Linked DNA regions of Homo sapiens: all the other regions are linked to region 1. Evidence: chromatin loops called from intact Hi-C (ENCODE). Cell type or tissue: PC-3. All regions are shown on one strand. Links, peaks and the distances in the headings refer to the core of each region. The heading gives the core; the rest is flanking DNA. Region 1 overlaps GNA14 (G protein subunit alpha 14). Region 2 overlaps GNA14 (G protein subunit alpha 14). Region 3 overlaps GNA14 (G protein subunit alpha 14).

Region 1 (6,939 bases), core at 1,168-6,167:
CCATAACTGGACTTCCCCCAACACCCTTGTGACCATTTCTCTGACCATTACTCCAATGGCATGATTCCAGCCTCCTGGCTCTCATCTCTGAATGTGACCTGCTTTGCCTATATGCCTCTGTAGGTATGGAGCACAAAGTGGAATTCCTCACCTAAAGTGTGGTATGACCAGCACAGAGCAGCACAGGATTCTCACCTCCCTTTTCTCAGATAGTATACCTCTACTAATATTGCCTGTGACGTCTATCCAATAAATCCCCTAAATGTTTTTATTGGTGCTTGTCCCCTGCTACATCTTCCTCATTTATAATTCCAGAATTCCCTCTTGGGCTGCGGGAGGTTTTTAGACCTTTATGTTGTTAGATTTCATTTATTATTATTTAGTATTACCTTCTTATGCCTGTAATGTATTATTGTTTTTGCCTTCCCAGAATGTTTGCCCTTCTGTCTGTAACAGTATTTCTATTTATTTTCCAGGCAGTCTTAGTGGTGCTAACAATCAAGTGGCTTGCCTTGTTCTGACCTGAGTGTTCGCCAAACACTCCCCAGGCTACAACAGCCGCGCTCCCCTCTGAAATCAGGACACAAGAATTGAAAGAAACTGGAACAGATACATCACTTACCCCTGGCATCCAGAACCCCAGAGCATCCTTCCCACAAATTGGTTATAACAAATTACCACAAACTCAGTGGCTTAAAAGAGCACCAATTAGGGGTCTAGCATCCAAAATATATAAAGAGCTCTTTTTTCATACATATCCATACTATATAAAGATCTCTCACAACAACAAAAAGATAACCAGCCCAATTTTTTAAAAAAGGTCAAAAAATGGAAATTTCCTCAATAAAGATATATAGTCAACAAGCATATGAAAAAATGCTTGACATCATTAGTCATTAGAGAAATGAAAATACAATTCAGAGTGAGGTGCTACTTCACTCCCACTAATAAAGTGGCATAGTTGTCTGGGGTAAATACCCGAGGTTTGTTGTCCCACACCAAGGGAATCAAGGACACGGACACTCAAGAAGTAAGTTTAAGAGCAGAGGCTTAATAGGCGAAAGAAAGAGAACAGCTCTCTCTCCTGCACACAGAGGGGCGGCCAAGTGGGCCTTCTAGTCCGTGGCAAAGTGCACAGATGAGCTTGAGGCGGCGGTGTCTGATTTACATAGGGCCCAAAAATTGGTTGGACCAGGTGTGTCATTTACATAGTGCGTGAAGAAGCTGGCCACCCCACCCTAACCTTTTATTATGCAGATAGGTTCTCTACCTGGCCAGCGCCATGTTGCCTGTTCCTTTACGGTACCCGTAGTTGACCGAAAAAGGAAGATGGAACCTCCATGTTGAACACGCCTGGTCCCCCAGGTAGCACTTTCCTATTGGCACAGCTGCAGGCATTCACCCGTGCAAGCTTCCAACTTGCTTACCTATATGTCTGCAGCTCGATTTTACAGGCTGGTTTTTTTTTTTTTTTTAATAGAAAATAAATGATTTGGGGGCTGCTTTTTATTAAAGGAAAATCTTACTAAGGACTCTCTTACCTTCACTATCTGACTAAATAATTTCTTTCTAGCTCCTGTTATCATTTGGATAGCTATACTTAAAAAAAAAAGAAAAGAAAAGAACAAGTGTTGATGAGGATGTGGAGAATTGGAAACCTTATGCATTCCAGTTATTTGGTGGGAATGTAAAATGGTTCAGCTGTTATGGAAAATAGTTTGGCAGTTTCTCAAAAAGTTAAACATAGAATTACCACATGACCCAGCAATTCCACTTCTAAGCATATATACCCCCAATACTGAAAGCAGGAACTCATATTAGTATCTATACTCACATGTTCATAGCAGCACTATTCACAATAGCCAAAATGTAGAAACAGCCCAAATATCTATCAGTTGATGAATAGCTAAAGTTATTGTGGTATTTATATACAATGGAATATTATTCAGCCATAAAAGGAATGAGGTACTGGCACATGCTACAACATGGGTGAACTTTAAAATATTTGCCAAGCAAAAGAAGCCAGAAGACGCAAAAGTCACATAAGATTGGATTTCTATGAAATATCCGTAGTATGAAAGAACACAGATTGGTGGTTATCTGGGGGAGGTGGGACAAAGGGATGGGGAGCGAATGCCTAGTATGTATGGAGTTTCTTTCTGGGCTGATGAAAATGTTTTGGTCCTAGATAGAGTGTTTGCATAGTACTGTGAATGTACTAAATGCCGCTGAATTGTTTGCTTTAAAATGGTTGCTTTTATTCAGTGAATTTCACTGCAATTGAAACACATGCACACAAGCACACGTATACACACACGAATTTATTCTCTCATAGTTCTGGATTTCAAAAATCCTAAAACCTAGGGGTTGGAGGGCTCTGTTCCTTCTGGAGGCTCTAAGGGAGGCTTCATTCCATGCCTTTTTCTGGCTACTAAAGGCCATCTGCCTTCCTTGGCTTTGGCCCCTTCCTCTATCTTCAAAGCCAGCAGTGACTTCAAATTCCTGTCTCAGTGATGTCTGCTTCAGTCATCACATCGTCTTCTCTGACTCTGGCCCTCCTGCATCCCTTATTATAAGGACCCTTGTATTACATTGGTTCTACCTGAATAGTCAAGAACACTCTCCCGATTTCAAGATCCTAATCCCATCTGCAAAGTCCCTTTTGCCATGTCAAGTAACATATTCACAGTTTTCAGGGATTCAGAGGGGGACATCTTTGGGGGGCTATCACTCCATCCACCACACCCTGACACCCCTTCAGTGAACTCCTTTTCTTCCTTCAGTTAGCCAGTGTCTGTTGCTTGCAACCACAGAACATTAATTGATAAAATACTTCCTGTTTTTCAGCACTGTATTTTGAATGAAGAATGTGAAAGTAACAAGCAGGACTTGGTGATTTCTTGATCCTGATGGAGAATGACTAAGGAAATCTGCAGGAATTTCACATTTAGCACAATGCTTTCCCCAGGAGCAAGGAAGCCTGGAGAGCAGATGCTTAGGAAGTGTCTGACAGCTGAATGAGTCACGGGGTGAGAAGAGAAGGAAAGTTTAAAGCCTTTAATCAGAGGATATAGAAGCAGGGATAAGACTGAACAGAGAGGAGCAAGGAAGCAGGAAAATATATTTCATATAAAAATCTAAGTTAGAAGGCAGGTTAGCACACATAGCATAAAAGTTGCTAATCCCCCTTCTTTGTCAGGTGACACTCTCCTACTGTCAAACCTGAATCTGAGTCAGAGGTCACCTTAGCCCCAGGAAGTCCTTCTGATGTTCCCAGAGAGAATTAACAGCTTTCTCTGTTCCACAAATATATACTGGGTGCTTACTGTGTTGCTCTGAACACATGCAGTCGCAGAAAATTCTTCAAAAGAAGGAACCTGCTTTTGCCACTGTCTAAAAGTGCCTGGGACACATTGGGGGTTCACATGCTAGCCACATTTTTAAAAGCCATGGGCCAGCACAGCTAAAAAGAACTGTTTGTTTGCTTTAGACATTAGCATTCAAAGCCATCTTTATTTATATTCCATTTCATACAGACCCTTCAATGTATTTTTAAAAATCAAACTTGGAATCACAGCACTTTTGTATGCCCCAGGAATCTATTATAGCTCAGTAACTTTTAGGACCAGTTTACCAAAACCTGGCATTGGTTTTCACAGGTGCATTTCTTGCAAGCCAAACTGGCCTGACAAGGAAATAAATGCTCACTTGCAGGGTCATTTCTAGCTCTGATGGGCCAGGCCACTTCATTTCCCAGAGCCTCTTAAGGAGGAAGCTATTTGACTTTCTGCGTCAACCAAACTGTCAGTGTTACCAATTCCTTTGACTTTGACCTAGAAATTTTATTCATGCAAAATGGAGTGAGCTCGGTTTTCTTTTTTTGTTTTGTTTTTTTGTTTGTTTGTTTTTGGAAGTCATGGTTCCTGGAAGAGCGGAGAACACTCTTTGTTTAATATATCACCTTAGGGTTCAGATATCACTTATATTTCATTCTCAAAAGCCATCGTATGAGTCAGCCCTGTCTTTACAGGTACTGTGTTTGTTGAAAGGGGAGAGGGTTGTTTGCTCATCCAGGGTGGAGAAACCTCTGAGAGTAGCTGGATATTGCCTTTTTCCTCCACCCTCGGGCTATGGCCTGTAGTCAGTACACAGTGGGTAAACCGCAGGTTGCCTAAAGCAACCATGATAGCCAGAGTTGCCTGCAAAAGCACATTGTCATTTGGATGGCAACACTGGATTTTAATTATGACCATCCAGAGTCACTGCCTTCCATACCAAGACCTTGACTTCCTAAAACAACACACTATAAACTACGTCTTTTATAATCAGGGAAACATCAAATATGAGTAAAATCAATGCCTCTTCTCCCCTAAAAGGATAAGGAAACCAGTACAAAGTCAGGTTTTTGTTTTGTTTTGAGATAGAGTCTTGCTCTGTCACCCAGGCTGGAGTGCAGTGGCGCAATATCGGCTCACTGCAACCTCGGCCTCCCAGGTTCAAGTGATTCTCCTGCCTCAGCCTCCCGAGTAACTGGAACTACAGGTGCCTGCCACCACGTCCAGCTAATTTTTGCATTTTTAGTAGAGATGGGGTATCAACCACATTGGCCAGGCTGGTCTTGAAGTCCTGACTTCAGTGATCCACCCCCCTCGGCCTCCCAAAGTGCTGGGATTACAGGCATGAGCCACCGCACCCGGCCCCAAGTCAGTTTTAAGCTCAGCAAAACTCCCCATCATTTTCCTAACCTTTGTGATCAAGTCCTAAGAAATTTCCTCCTGTAAAATTAAGTTTCTAGGCTAGGGCTTTGCACTGAAGGGGACTGATGTGTTCACATTCTTGAGGGAGTACAGGTAAGATTCACAACAAAACCAGCACAATCAACCTACAGACATACGTGGTGAGCATAATTTCACATTTTCTATGTGCCACAGAATTATTCTTCCTCTTTGCTTATCTGCTGGGAAAATGGCATGGCATGGCTACCAGGTGTCCCACATATTCCAGGACAGCCCTGATTTCTTGTATTCTTTCCTGCTGTCCCCCACATCTGCTCACTCTTGTCCAAGCCATGTGAACCAGTGTCTGCTTCAGAATGAAGGGCAGATGTAGTGTAGCACAGGGCAAGAGAAGTAACCTTTTTGAAGACCCGTTCACTCATGGGACAAACAAAGGTAATACTTAGGTCACACATTAAAAAAAAAAAATAAGATTATGACAAAGTTATTAGGAAGATACTATTACTTATTAATATAAGCATCCCACACATGAGCAAATTTTCAGAGAATTAAGAAATTCTAGAATTGAAGTGGCTCTTAAACCCTTAGAAAAGCACAGGCCAAGCATCCAAATAGGTAAGGATGACATGTCACACACATTAGACATATTTTTATTTTAAAATTGCTATTACCACAGGCCAGAGCATAAATAATACAACAGACCTCTTTTGGGGGGCAAAAGATTCCACGTTCTTCTATAGGAATAAAGAACCACGGGTCACAACCTTGAAAGACTCGGCAAACTTAAAGTCATCTCATTTTTAGTGATAGACAGTGAATGTCCAGGTTAATTTCCTCTTGCCCTCCAGGAAGGCAGACAGTGCACTGAAATACTGCATTTTCAGGACGATCACACGCTGTTTCCGAGTAGAATCATCCTGATCATACCCTTCCTACAGCAGGTGTTTTCCCTACTACATAGGCCTCCCAAAGTGCTGGGATTACAGGCATGAGCCACCACACCCAGCCTACATCAAATTGCTTCTTAATATCAAGTTGTCCTGGTTGAGTTGAAGGCTCCATCCTTGTCCACAAATCTTTGAGTATCTGGTGTGAAGTTACAGGAAGATAGAGTACTAGGATTTTTAAAAAAGAATAGATTTTTCTCTCATTCTCTCTCCCTCTTTTAAATCTGGGCACCAGAGGGGCCAACTATCCAGGCCTTAGAATCAAATGTCCCTAGACTCAAATTCTGGTCCCTCCCTCTCTAGCTGTATGATCCTAGGGGACTCCCATTAGACTCAATTTCCTCAGGCGTCAAATGAAGATAATTAACAATACCTACCTCTACCTTGGTTTGTTAGGGTGAGAAGCATAGTTTATGGAAAACATTCAGTACAGTAGTATGTCATATGGTAGCATAGTGCGTGGCTCTCTTTGATCAAACATGTCTCTTAGATTAGTCCAGATTATTGTTCTATCTGGTAAATCCACTCCCTGCTCAAAAACCTTTATCAGCTCTCCATTCTAACAGGATAATTTTAAACATCCCGTCTGGCACTCAAGATCCTCTGACCTGCTTTCTAGATAGATTTCCCATAATACTTCTCATGCACCCAACAGCCTAGCTCTCTGTGAACCACTTGAGTTTCTTGTTCATGTCCAGCACCGTTTTTTGTTTTTTGGTTTTTTTTTTTTTTGAGATGGAGTCTCGCTCTGTCACCTAGGCTGGAGTGCAGTGGCGCGATCTCAGCTCACTGCAAGCTCCGCTTCCCGGGTTCATGCCATTCTCCTGCCTCAGCCTCCCAAGTAGCTGGGACTACAGGCGCCCACCACCATGCTCGGCTAATTTTTTGTATTTTTAATAGAGACGGGGTTTCACAGTGGTCTCGATCTCCTGACCTCGTGATCCGCCCGCCTCAGCCTCCCAAAGTTCTGGGATTACAGGCGTGAGCCACCGTGCCTGGCCATGTCCAGCACTTTCTTCTGTCAGCCTGGGGTGCTTGAATCCATTCCTAACATCTAAGTAGGAGGTTGTGAACTAATAACTGTGTAATTGTGTGGTGTGTGTGTGTGCTTACACGCGCATGTGTTAACCCTGATGGCATAAGTGAAGGACAGTGAATGACCATGTTAACTTGCTCTAAGAGATAAGGCTTGCTTTTATTAGTTGTCAGAAATTGGCAGATTTCACTGAAAAGTAGATTTCTAGATTCTCATAGTA
Region 2 (6,939 bases), core at 935-5,934, 65 kb before region 1:
TAGAATGATGGCCTCACTAGTTTCTGGATTGTTTGTAACTTTACAGGATCTCCCTTTTTCATTAGGTTTTAAAAGCATTTCTTTGGATTTTGTAGGTGCATACTCAGTTCTGAGGTAGGGGAAGGAATGGTCAAATCAATGTTATTACTCATCATTGGCTCCCAAACTTCCTCATATCCCAGTTCAGGCTTAAAGGGTAGTGGGTGTTTTAATTGTGACGGCAATCAAGAAGAAAGTTCAGTTTCTTTCCCATCTTATTCTTTCCCATTTTCCAAACTCTTATATTTCAAGCTCTGATTACAGCAGTTTTCACACTAAAGTAAACACTGATTAATCAGAAAACTGTTGGGATAAATGGAAAAGCTCCTGCCTAGAATTTTGGTGGAGAATTTGTTGTTTGTTGTTGTTGTTGTGACAACAGGTAGAGCTCAACAGAGTACTTGGTAAGGAGAAAAATGGACCATGTGATTTTTAACACCCACCAGGACATGGGAAGCAGGGCCTGAGTTTAACATTCACCAGAGAACCAGCAACCTTGGGCTACGGCCAAAGTTGGAACATTGGCCTCTGTGTTCCCAAAGGTTCGTGCAGAATCTGAATTTTTCAAATTGGATGAGGAAGTGGGACAGAAAAATTTATTTAAACAGATGTTTTAAAAAGTAGAACATAAGAGGCTCTTAAAATACTCCCAGCCCCGAAAAACTCTCCAATAAAAAAGTGACAGAAATTAACCATTTTCACTGAACTCTGACTGATTTCTTCACAGGCATCCTTAAGAAATTCTCCTGGAAATTCAGCCTTCCACTTTCTGAGAATGGAAAGTGGAGCTGGAGGAGTTATTTATGCATAAATGTGAGACCTTATCGAAGGGCTTTCTGGTGTTAGAAATATACTCTCCTATGATCCCGCCCCCAAAATACTACACTTGATTGCTTAAATATGAAGTTAGATGTTTGATGCTTATGTTTTATACTTGATGAATTATCTCAGTAAATCAAAATATGTATTAATGATTAGTAAAAATACAAACTAATTTCCTAATATAATGTCTTTATTTACTCACAAGCAAAATCATATGGTACATATTTTTTTTGAGATGGAGTCTCACTCTGTCACCCAGGCTGGGGTGCAATGGCGCGATCTTGGCTCACTGCAACCTCTGTCTCCCAGATTCAAGCGATTCTCCTGCCTCAGCCTCCAGAGTAGCTGGGACTACAGGCATGCGCCACCACGCCCGGCTAATTTTTATATATATTTTTAATAGAGACAGGGCTTCACCATGTTGGCCAGGCTGGTCTCGAATTCCTGACCTCAGGCGATCTTCCTGCCTCGGCCCCCCAAAGTGCTGGGATTACAGGCATGGCCCATATGCTATTTTTATTATAAACAAAGCCTACGCTTTCAACCTGTTATTAATACAATCTGCATCTCTGATTGTCTTATCCATCAGAAGGAAATTACGCTTTCTATGTAGCAACAGTAGGAGAAGGCAGGCAAGAAGGCGCCATTGATGAGACCTTGAGAGAATGCGCTGCAGCTTCTTCCTCTGCCCCCATCCGCATCTCAGAGCTGGAACTCTGGGCATGAGGCTGTGCTCTGTTCCTGAAAGACTCAAAGGAAACAAACAGCATTTGCTGTGTTTGTCACCTGGAGATTCTGTCAAGGCTAATCTAACCAAGGCAGCCCAGTTCGGCTGAACACAACAGACACTGTCAATGCTGCCCGCACCATTTACCTTTGGGTGGAGATTAATTAGGTCACTCCATGGAAAAGATTACCAGAAATCTCCCTTCCTGCTATGGAAAGGTTGACAGAAAAGCAGAATCCAAATTGAACCCCTTCAAATTATGTTAAGACACATATTTATCAGTGGTTCTCGACCCTGGCTGCCCAATCAGAATCACCTGGGAGGGACCTAAAACTCAATCCACATGCTCTGGCTGCCTTCCAGAGCATTAACTCTGAGCCTGTGGGGGTGATACTCTTGGCATTGGCGTAGCAGCCCCACAGGTGATTCCAATGTGCAACCAAGACTGAGAATCATTGTTTGGGATGTTCTAGTGCCTGATAAACCCAGCAGTAGGAAGAGGAGGAACTCCAAGGGACTGAGTGATAAAGGCATCCACTTACCCAAGTGTAGGACCTGCAAAAACTTCAAACAAAATTCGCAGAGGCCTTGTGAGTCGATTCAAATAAAAACATTCAACCTTTTAAGAGTGGTGGTTGACTGGACAGCTCAAGTGCATAGACTCAACTGGATTTTGAATGCAGCAAAAGCTTCTAATGGAAGAGTAAAATGCTTTCTGAAGACAAATCCAGTCCTCACACTTCTAGAAACATTGCCTTCTAAATTAGATACTTGGAGTGGAATGGCAGGCAAAATAATCCCCTTACCGTTTAATTATTGTATTTGTCCATTCTTGCATTGCTAAACAGAAATACCTGACACTGGGCAATTTATAAAGAAAATACGTTTAATTGGCTCATGGTTCTGGAGGCTGTACAGGAAGCAGGGTGCTGGCATCTGCTCGGCTTCTGGGGAGGCCTCAGGAAACTTACAATCATGGCCGAAGGTGAAGGGGGAGCAGGCACATCACATGGCCAGAGCAGGAACAAGGCTGGGGAGGGAGGAGGTGCCACACGCTTTCAAACAACCAGAATTCACGAGAACTCACTCACTGTCATGAGGACAGCACCAACCGGATGGTGCTAAACCATTCATGAGAAACCACCCTCAGGATCCAATCACCTCCCAACAGGCCCCACCTCCAACACTGGGGATTACAATTCAACATGAGATTTGGGCACAGGCACACATCCAAACCATATCAACTATTAAATCTTCTTTAAAAAATCTGTTTTGGTTCTTGTCATGATTGCCCTTACAATTAAATTTAAGTCCCGTGCAAATACAACATGACCCCAGTGTAGTTTGGCGCTCCTCTAAGCAGAGCAGAGGGGCAGCGAAGGAGCTAGGGTCAGCTGTGAAGAGCCTGTAGGCCTTCTTTTTTTCTCAAGATGACTGAACATGGAACTAACGTGTTTTTGAGATGTCAGGTAGGGCTGACCTTTGCCCTTGGGAAATTCTGTATCTACATCATGCAAGCAGATTCTGCAGAACCTTTAAGGGGTTCATATTTTTTTCCTTCACTGTAGGACAGGCCTAGAATGAGAACTTCCCAAGTTCAAGAGACTGCAAACAGCAAAAATTATGATGCTTTTCTGGCTTCTGTGAAATCATCACAAGTAAACATGAGTTATAAGCTAACTCAGACTTAGGAACCCTGCCACTGAGCAAATGCCTTTGTAATATTTATTCAAGAAGTCATAAATTCAAATTGCTCCCATAAAACACTCTTGAGAGACATTCATAAAAATTAAGGTTTATCAACAGAGTGAGCAAATACATATGAATCATTTCTTTTTAATAAAATAAGCAGGCAAGGTATAAGAAAAAATCTTCAAGGCTGTATCTTAATTGAAAAAACATGTTAGTTAAAAAACAAATGCGGAACTAAATTTCCGATAAATTTCCTTTAATAAGTGGCCTGTCAAGTAATAGGCAAAGACTTTCAACAGCCTAGCTGAGCAATAATCTCACTAACATTTAAAATAAAACCCTCTAAAACCACTTTAAATTCTCTTCTACATACATAAGAAAATGTTCCCAGCTCTGAAAGAAACAGAAACAAACAGAAAAAACAGCAGATAATAGAGAAATAAATACTCAGCAATAAGTAATGAGAAGACTGCACCACTGTGAAAATAAAAGCTGAAGTTTTATTCTTCCCTGACATAACTAACCAATTGTTTCAAGTCATACGATACTTTGTAAAGAAGATAACATATAGCATGCCTCCTAAACCATCACTGAATACGACTGAATCACTAATCAGTTTATCATTTTATGACCTAAGCATGGTACTTTGTCACAGTTTCATGTTTGGAATCAAGACTAGCTCTGAGAAAAAATTATTAGAAATAACAGCCACAGGAAAATGATAGAGAAGAAATTGATGAAAATGACCTAAACAAGTAATAAAAAAAATGAGCTTATTTCTGATTTTTGAACCTGCCCCAATAATAACCTTGTGTTTCTCGAGGGTCATTTAATTTGTAAATCACTTCCTTTTGCTCATAGTGGCTTATGAAGTAGACAGAGCATGTCTCATTTAACAGGTAAGAAAATGGAAAAACAGAGATGGTACGGCTTCCCCAGGACCAGGGTCAGCAAAGTACACCAACTGATTAAATCCACTCATGGACTGTGGATTTTTTACATGGCCCATGAGTCAAAAATAGTTCTTACTATTCTCAACTGTATTCTTAACTTACTATTCTTATTATACATTCTGTACGTAGAGTTTATAATTGAGCCACACTTATTCGTTTACTTATTAGATATTGCCTATGTCTGCTTTCTGCACTACAACAGCAGAACTGGGTAGTTCCAACAGAGACCATATAGCCCACAAATATTGACTCCCTGGCCCTTTACAGAAAAGTTTGCAGACTCCAGCCCTAGACCCACAGTAGAACCATGAGCAAAGCCCAGATTTTTTAGAGCCAATCCAGGGTTCTTTCCATTCGACCTTCTGCCTCTCCTTAAGCCATTTTAGCATTCAGTTCATCCCAGGTGTCAGTTTGAGAAAGTTTATGCAACAGGAATTGAGATACTTGAGCCAGACATGGCAAGAGAGGAGGAGACGGGAGGTACAATGGACTTGTATCCTAGTTTCACAGTCATGGATGGAGAAGAATCCTGCCCAGGGATGGTTTGTTCTTTTTTTTTTTTTTTTGAGATGGAGTCTCGCTCTGTTGCCCAGGCTGGAGTGCAGTGGCATGATCTCCGCTCACTGCAAGCTCTGCCTCCCAGGTTCACGCCATTCTCCTACCTCAGCCTCCCGAGTAGCTGGGACTACAGGTACCCGCCAACACGCCCGGCTAATTTTTTTTATTTTTAGTAGAGACGGGGTTTCACCGCGTTAGCCAGGATGATCTCGATCTCCTGACCTTGTAATATGCCTGCCTCGGCCTCCCAAAGTACTGGGATTACAGGCGTGAGCCACCGCACCCGGCCGTGCCCCAGGATGGTTTGTACCCAGAATCTCACCCATACCTAATTTAGACAATGAGATTTGGGACTTTTTTTAAAAAAAAAAAAAAACGGAGTTTCACTTTGTCCCCTGGCTGGAGTGCAGAGGCACCATCTGAGCTCACTGCAACCTCCACCTCACAGACTCAATGGATCCTCCCACCTCAGCCTCCCAAGTAGCTGGGATTACAAGTGTGCACCATCACACCCGGCTAATTTTTGTATTTTTTTTTTTTTTTTTGGAGATGGGGTTTCACCATGTTACCCAGGCTGATCTCAAAACCCTGGGCTCAAGAGATGGCTGCCTGCCTCGGCCTCCCAAAGTACTGGGTTACAGGCACAACCCACTGTGCCTGGCCTGATTTGGGACTTTTTGAGTTGATATTTGGATTAGAATTGGGTCTTAGAGTTGATGCTGGAATGGGTTGACTTTTAGGGATGTCGGGATGGAGTAGATGTATGTTGTACATGGGATGGACATGAATCTTGGGGAGCCAGAGGGGTTGAATTGTGTTCCCCCAAAGCTCATGCTGACCCAAAACTTCAGAGTGAAACCTTATTTGGAAAGAGAGTCTCTGTAGATGCAAGCAAGATAAGGTCATACCGGATTAGGGTCGACCCTAATCCAGCGACTGGTGTCCTTGTAAGAAAAGGGAAATTTGGACACAGAACCAGAGAGGACAGTGCTGTGGACACGCAGACACAGGGAAGAAGCCAGGCGAAGGCAGAGGCAGAGGCTGGAGGCAAGCATCTACAAGCCAACGGACGGCAAGGATTTCCAGCCACCACCAGAAGCTGGGGAAGAAGCCGACAACAGATTCTCTCAGAGCCTCCAGTTAGAACCAATCAACCTTGGTTTTGGCCCTTTAGCATGACAAACTGTAAAAACAATAAATTCTGTCTTAGGCCATCCAATCTTAAGTACTTTGTTATAACAGCCCTAGGAAACTAACACAGATTAGGGGGCAAACGGAGATGGCCTAGACAAAATAATTAAGGTCAAGAGAAAAGGAGACAGTGGTAGATGTCAAACCACATAAAACCACTTTGTTTAAAATATAAACTGAGTACTCTAGAAGCTCATGAGGAAAAACAAAACAAAAGCAAAAACCTAGAAGCTTTGATAACTAAGCTGATTAGGTTTTACAAACGCTGCTGCCAACGTAAGCAGAAGTGGCTTACACAGGAGCCTTTTCTCCTCAGTGGGTCTGTTTACAAACCCATCCTTGAATTCCAAGCTTTGCCCAGTCACCTCACCATGACTGGTAAACAAAATGTATTTTACAACAGGGGAAAAACAGATGAACTGAAATCACCCCCCAAGAACATTCCTGCCTCTTCACTGAAGTCATCTTAAATCTCCACAGAAAGCCTAATTTTTAGAGTACATTAGAAAGGGTAAGTAAAAAAAGAACTGTACCTTTTCAAAAAGATACAGCAATGTATAAAGGAATCATCTCAGTCACTTCTAGAATCTCCTAGTGGCTCAGTGTGTGCCTCTCACCTTACTTCACACCAGATATACCATAGGCCAAGCTTGTCCAACCCATGGCCCGTGGGCCACAGTGCAGCCCAGGACAGTTTTAAATGCAGCCCAATGCAAATTCATAAGCTTTCTTAAAACAGAATGAGATTTTTTGCAATTTTTTTTAAGCTCATCAGCTATTGTTAGCGTTAGTGTGTTTAATGTGTGGCTCAAAACAATTCTTCCAATGTGGCCCAGGAAAGCCAAAAGATTGGATACCCTTGCTGTAGGCTAATTCACCCCACACAATTTTTTTGTTTTGTTTTGTTTTTTGAGACGGAGTTTCGCTCTTGTTGCCCAGGCTGGAGTGCAATGGTAC
Region 3 (6,939 bases), core at 780-5,779, 74 kb before region 1:
CTCCACACCCCCAGGATAACTTCATGTGGATTTGAAGTCAGTGTTAAAGGGACTAGAGGAGTTTTAGTCACTCTTCTCAAAGTTACTACTCATATCTTAATTTTAAACTGCTAATATTTATTTTTAATTAAAATGTAGCATTTGGGTTTTTTATGTTTAATGTTTTAATAAACAGAAGTAAAAAGAAGAAAATTAAGATGACTTACCTCTGCAGAGATAATCTTATTCTGCAGAAATAATCTCTATCCACATTTTAAAAAGTAAATTGAACAGAAAAATTAACAGGGAAATTATCTTTTCCCACTCCATTCAAAGGTAATCATTTTTACAGTTTCTTATTTCTTGAGAAAATAACATATCTGTAACTATTTATGTATTCTTTATCAAAGGTATCTCATACACACACAAAGGGATATTCATAAACACATCAACTTCTTTCTATACCTCACTTCTCTCATGCCTGTTATAGATTGATAATCTTTTTATATCAATAAACATAGCTTTACCTCGTTCTTTTTAAAAATTTAAGCATTTGAACAAACCCCCGCTAAAAGGCATCCCATTTAGACCACTCTCAGAATATACTATCCAGATTTTATTTGATTTTTACTGGCACTGGTTCGAAGGTCACTGTCATGCTTTGTTTCAATTAGCAAAATAAATTTGAAATAATCTCTGGCTTGTTTACTTCTCTTCAAGGAAAATAAAAAAATATTTTCCATGCAACTATTTCAAATCCACTCAACAGAAGGTTCTTCAATCCTCAAACTTTATCCAGTGAAAGCACTAATCCTGATATTTCTCTAGTTTCTTTGATGGCATGACCCCTTGTGTAAATATTGATAGAGATTACACTGACAGTTGTGTAAGCCAGCTGGATCCCAGCCAGGGACAAAGGAATTTATAAAAGGCCAGGAATAGAGAATCCAAGACAGAGAATCCCCCAATCACCTCATTTAGCACTTTCATAATCAGATCATTAAATGATACCCTAACACTACACAAGGCCTTGAATCACCCATCAAGAAGCATACAGAACAATAGTTAGCAGCTCTGCCTGGGACGTCAGGCCTCCTGGGCTCAGTTTCCCACTCTGACATCTGCTACTTGTGTGATCTTGGGAAAGTTATTTACCTCCACAAACCTTAGTGCCTGTATCTCTAAAGTCAGGGCAAGTGATAGTACCTACATTGAAGAACTATTTAAGATAAAATCATATATTTCCAATAAAGACTGGCACAGAGTGCCTGACATGGATTCACACTCATTTTAGCGCCCAGAAGTATACACAGTCCCTGCCCTTAGGGAGCTCACGAAGTACTGGAAGAGACAACTGTGATGGGTCTATGACACAGGGGACACACTCAATAATTCCGTGAGGAGGCACAGCAATTGCATGACACTCCTGGCCTCTGCCCCTTCCTCTCTTTCGCACCACTCTTCCAGGTCATTACAGGACTGCCCTGCTGGGTGAGGCCTGAGTCTTCCCGAACACATGATGACCTTATAGCTAAGTCCACCACATTCTGGGTTTAGGACAAGTCCTCACTCCAGTTATGAGCCATGCTCTCTATACTTCAGCATTAACCACAATACATTTTGGTCACCTTATTGTTTGCTGTTTGGTCTTATCCTCAATTTCTTTAAAACTTGGTTGATGAAAAGGGTATTATCTATTGAATATCTCTCCTAGTTCATAAGCAAGCCATTGTTCCCTTCAGCACTTTTTTTTTTTGGCCCTCAGGGATTCTAAAACAGCTGTCTGGTGTCTCTGCTTGAGAAGTCATTGTCACAGACTTAACTTTTCCTGGAAGGGTACATTTGCAGCTCAACAAACACATCCCAAGAGCTAAGCATGGCCAATCCCAAGCTTCCCAAACTAAGTTTAGGGCCCCATGCCAGGCTTTTTGGTTATCTTGCAACTCAGAAGCAATATTTCCAATGGCCAAATATTTCTTTGGAAAAAGACAAACATGGCCATGTGGACCCCTGTTGCTTTTTGCCCGATATCACAGTCCCATAGTCAAGGAGGCAAAATTCTATCCCATGGGAGAACAGCTGAGCACGTCCTCTGAGGTTGTGGATACTACCACCTAGATGAATCTCTCAGATACCTTTGGGTTCATAATATTGTCTTCACACAGCGTCTTAATATCATTGACTTCACGTTTATTGAGCCCGAAGGGATGCAGAGGTAAACCCGACATGATTCCCCATCAAAGAACTCTTGGTCTGAAGTGGGAGAGATGCATAAATTAAGAATTATAATGTAATACGAAGGATACTGGGCATTACAGGTACACTGGAAAGAGTATCTAACCCAAGGGTGGGTGGGTGGAAAAAGAAGGTGTCAAAGAAAGTCTTCTATAATATCAGATTTTTTTTTTTTTTTTTTTTTTTGAGACAGAGTCTCACTCTGTCCCCCAGGCTAGAGTGCAGTGGTGCGATCTCGGCTCACTGCAAGCTCCGCCTCCCGGGTTCACGCCATTCTCCTGCCTCAGCCTCCCAAGTAGCTGGGACTACAGGCGTCTGCCACCACGCCCGGCTAATTTTTTGTATTTTTAGTGGAGACGGGGTTTCACCGTGTTAGCCAGGATAGTCTCGATCTCCTGTCCTTGTGATCCGCCCACCTCGGCCTCCCAAAGTGCTGGGATTACAGGCATGAGCCACTGCGCCCAGCCCAGATTTCTTATTTAAGACAAATAAATGAAGTTAGCTATTTATGAGTACAAAGGAAATCAGTTTCAGGACGTTCAGGCAGATGGAGGATGTGAGATGACAGTGAGGCCTGGGAGAAGCAGGAAACCACAATCCAATAGGGAGAGGAAATGAGGCTGGACACTGCGAGAGACACGTTCAAGAAAGGCCAGAATGTGGCCTTAAGGTCAACTGCATGGGCTCATAAAAAAATCACATTCCTTTGCCCCAGGAATGAGTTCTTCAGTGGATAGGCTTTTGGCAAACTGGCCTGCATCTATGTCAGGCACTGCAGCTACAAAGGTGGGGAAAAGTAGGCATAGACCTTGGCCTTCATAGATCTTCCATTCTAGTGGAGGACAAGAAAGACGTGGGCAGGCAAAGAGGAAAGGGAAGCAGAGAGAGGAGCATGTGGAAAAGTCCTGGGCTTGAAGGAGCATTGTGAATACAGGGACCAAAAGAAAGGAGGTCACTGTGGTTGAAGCTGAATGAGCATGCGGCAGAGCCGGGCAGCCACTGCTGCCAAAAACCACAAGGCTTGCAAAAATAGTAAAAGAGAGGCTGTTGATCTGCTATTGGGTTCCCCGCCCTTAAAATGCCAAAACTATGTTATAATAACTTGAGATTTCTAATGGTGTTCATCTGGAATTCAAAAGGTATTTGTTTGTTTGTTTATGCATTGCCTTTGTCTGAGAGCTGGAGGAAACAGACAGGAATACAGCATTGCTCTTGAGGAATTCAAGAGTGAGCTGGTGCCAGTTTCTGTGGCTCACGTCAGTAATCCCAACACTTTGGAAGGCCAAGGTAGGAGGATCACTTGTGTCTAGGAGTTCAAGACCAGCCTGGGCAACATAGGGAGACCCCATCTTTACAAAAAAATAAAAAATTAGCCAGGCCTGGGGGTGTGCACCTGTAGTCCCAGTTAGGAGGCTGAAGTGGGAGGATTGCTTAAGCCTGGGAGGTCGAGGTTGCAGTGAGCCATGATCATGCCACTGCACTCAACCCAGGCAACGCAGCAAGACCCTGTCTCACAAAAAAAAAAAAAAAAAAAAAAACCCAGAGCAGGAAGAGACAGCCATGTAACAGAGTTTCACACTATGGGGAGAGATGGGAACTAACAGGGGCAGGTGGTACATGACCCGCAAGCAGAGAGTCACTGAAGACTTAGAGGTCTCCAGGAAACCTTTACTCAAGGATCTCCTTCACAAGGCAATGGACCATTAAATCCTCGAAGCTTTGTAATATCAGACTAGTTGCCCATTTTGTCTTCTCTTGGGCCCAATCTTTAGAAAGCACTCTTAGCTTGTGCTATTCATTTCATTCGTATAACAAATATTTATCAAATGTCTACTATTGCTATGGGTTAGGTCTCCTTGTCTAAGTTTCCTAGGTGAAAATTATTATTTGGCATTATCAGTCATTCATATCAACCTCTAGTGGCAGAGATACCACTCACTTGGAGGCAGGGAAGCAAAACTGTCATAGATGGGTGTTCATAATCAAAGTAACACAGGTCAGCCGGGCATGGTGGCTCACACCTGTAATCCCAGCACTTTGGGAGGCCAAGGCAGCTGATCACTTGAGGCCAGGAGTTCGAGACCAGCCTGGCCAACATGGTGAAACCACATCTCCACTAAAAATACAAAAATTAGATGGGTGTGGTGGTGTGCACCTGTAGTCCTGGCTACTCGGGAAGCTAAGGTGGGAGAATCACTTGAATCTAGGAGGCGGAGGTTGCAGTAAGCTGAGATGGCACCACTGCACTCCAGCCTGGGCAAAAGAGTGAGACCCCATTGGGGGTGGGGGGCGGTAGGGGGCAGGGGAATGTAACACAGGTCTTGACCTGGCATGGGGGTTAGGAAGGACATCAAGTTACACCTTTGTGGACAGTGACAAGAGTAATCTCTGGCCAAATATATAAAATCAAAACATCTCTTACAACAATAATGACAACCTGTCTCTTAAAGATGGGAAAGTGAGGATCGTGGTTGAAAAGAACAGGCTCTTGATTTCCCTTAACACAGAGCCCACTGTTGGCTGGACTCAGACGTGTGAACAGCCAGAGCCAGCCAAGTGCCTGGTGCAGTTTGGACCTTTCTCTGCTAGTGAGAGAGTGGAGGAATCACAGAAATGGCACGTTGGTTAGGGAAAATCGTCCTCCAATCATTTAACCCTCTCATCGCCAAATTTAACAGAAATCAAGCAACCTGAAAAATATCATGGGAATTCTTCCTCATCTTCCTGCCCTTCCGACCTGAGCTCTCTGTGAGGACTTTCCTGCCCATAGATGCTTGTTCTTATGGTGTGGAGATGTGTAGGAGTGCAGGAGATGCGGATGCCCACGTTTCAGGGAGGGGCCGCTCATTCATTCATTCATTCATTCAAAAATAGGGAGCAAGGGGCCACCCATTAATTCATTGTTTCAAAAATAGGGAGCGAGGGGCCACCCATTAATTCATTGTTTCAAAAATAGGGAGCGAGGGGCCACCCATTAATTCATTGTTTCAAAAATAGGTATAAAGTGCCAAAAAAGAGGTATCATCAGCAGGAAGAGGGTGAGGACGCACCTGGAAGCCACACACATTGGAGGACACAGGTTCTTCACTGCAAGTCTGTGTATGTGTATGTATGTGTATTTCTGGTGCTTATCCTGGTACTTTTCTTTTTTTTTTTTTTTTTTTTTTTTTTTTTTTTTTGAGACAGAGTATCACTCTGTCACCCAGGCTGGAGTGCAGTGGTGTAATCATGGCTCACTGCAGCCTCGACATCCCCAGGCTCAGGTGATTCTCCCATCTCAGCCACTTGAGTAGCTGGGACTACAGATGCACACCACACTCAGATAATTTTTATATTTTTTGTAGAAACAGGATATTGCCATGCTGCCCAGGCTGGTCTTGAACTCCTGGGCTGAAGCAATCCACCTGCCTCAGCCTCCCAAAGCATTAGGATTACAAGTGTGAGCCACCATGCCTGGCCATATCCTCATACTTTTTTAATATGTCTGAAAAGAACTCTTGTATTATATGAAGTAAAACAGCTTATATTGACATATTATGTATAACATTGTACTTAATGCAGTGTCTTATTAACTAGGAAGCCCAATAAAAGAAGCTTTGGTGAAAAAGGTAGCCTGTTCAGGACACAGCAGAATGTGATTTTTCACTTCTGAAGGTAGGTTACTCACACGTTTAAATTTTGTAATATCACCAGGAGCCAACATAGCCCTCAATGGAGGAAGGGAATAAAAACACTGAGAGTTTTGGGGAGCCACCCAAAACTGTTGAGGATAAAAATGACAGGGCAGGAATTTCACTTCAAGCCAGCTGTTGTCCCTTTCTAGTATACCAAGAGCTAACTTGACCTTTGGAAGAAAAACTTTCTCATTTGGAGTAATTACTAACATTGTGGAGGGCTCCACACATCAGTGAATCCAAATAATGACCATCATGATGATAAAACCCCAAAGCAAAGGCAAGTCTCTACACAACTTACCTGGGAAGACATTCTAGATCAACACAAAGCAGAGATACAGTGGGTGGGATCGGGAGTTCAGAGCCTTGGGGAGAACTAGGGGCTGCCACTGGTCTGTCATAATGGTCTCCCACATGCCATCTTTCAACCACTTCTACTGCCTTCAGGATAAAAGGAAGGCAGCTAACTTAGAGGCACTCAAAATACATGCAGAGTTATTCCTGTTATCATCAACCTTTTTACAATCAACCACAACTTAACTATGCAAATGATTAGAACACTAGTGGTGTTTTCTTAAAAGAAAATTTAGAAAAATCAGTCATCTTCTTATCTTTAATGAATTGTGTACCCACACACAGAAGCAAATAACTTCCTAACCAGGTCATATAAAGGGCCAAGTTACACAAACCAGCCCATATCTTTACTTCTAATTACAGATGCCATTTTTTTAAAAAGAGAAAGTGCCATTATTTTAAAATTTGATTTAGATAAAATACGCAGTTAAACATAAAAGATATTTTACATCAGTTTTAGATCATCTTAAATTAAACCTGACAGGGTTTTGGTGTCAGAAATCAAGGTCAAGTACACAAGATACAATGTCACAAAGCTCCCTGAAAACATTGTGGCTGTCAAAAAGAAGCATCAGTTATAAAAGCAAACTGTCTTAGCTTCTAATGAATATGCTTTTCACTCTAAAGGCAGGTTTACTGATAAAACAAAAACAGAGGCCGGACAAGGTGGCTCATACCTGTAATCTCAACATTATGG

What was found. Hi-C counts contacts between places; a loop is a spot of excess contacts. Peaks named below come from ENCODE experiments on the same cell type or tissue, not always from the same donor. Only the 100,000 strongest peaks of a DNase experiment are listed, where the experiment ranks them.
Region 2: a loop joins it to region 1, with 5 times the contacts of the local background. A loop is called at or near these places in 16 of 110 quality-filtered maps.
Region 3: it touches region 1 in a loop (8-fold over the local background); 14 of 110 quality-filtered maps call a loop at or near these places.

Annotation. Positions count from the first base shown.
Region 1 is chr9:77,585,518-77,592,456 of GRCh38, forward strand. The region is part of intron 1 of GNA14 (G protein subunit alpha 14); the gene reads right to left. Among named protein-coding and RNA genes, the nearest start is that of GNA14, 59 kb to the right of the region's middle. RefSeq lists enhancers at 1-639, 1,968-2,873. In PC-3, for the core only: no CTCF peak of the experiment used is centred there; DNase peaks (open chromatin) are centred at 2,984 and 4,084; H3K4me3 peaks cover 1,264 bases; H3K27ac peaks cover 3,325 bases.
Region 2 is chr9:77,520,758-77,527,696 of GRCh38, forward strand. The region is part of intron 2 of GNA14 (G protein subunit alpha 14); the gene reads right to left. It overlaps GNA14-AS1 (GNA14 antisense RNA 1), which reads left to right. Exons shown (of 5, transcript NR_121184.1): 5 at 5,744-6,005. Among named protein-coding and RNA genes, the nearest start is that of GNA14-AS1, 77 kb to the left of the region's middle. In PC-3, for the core only: no CTCF peak of the experiment used is centred there; a DNase peak (open chromatin) is centred at 3,334; H3K4me3 peaks cover 518 bases; H3K27ac peaks cover 2,537 bases.
Region 3 is chr9:77,512,232-77,519,170 of GRCh38, forward strand. All of the region lies in intron 2 of GNA14 (G protein subunit alpha 14), which reads right to left. It overlaps GNA14-AS1 (GNA14 antisense RNA 1), which reads left to right. Exons shown (of 5, transcript NR_121184.1): 3 at 5,212-5,313; 4 at 5,791-5,868. Among named protein-coding and RNA genes, the nearest start is that of GNA14-AS1, 68 kb to the left of the region's middle. In PC-3, for the core only: no CTCF peak of the experiment used is centred there; DNase peaks (open chromatin) are centred at 2,820 and 3,390; H3K27ac peaks cover 2,008 bases.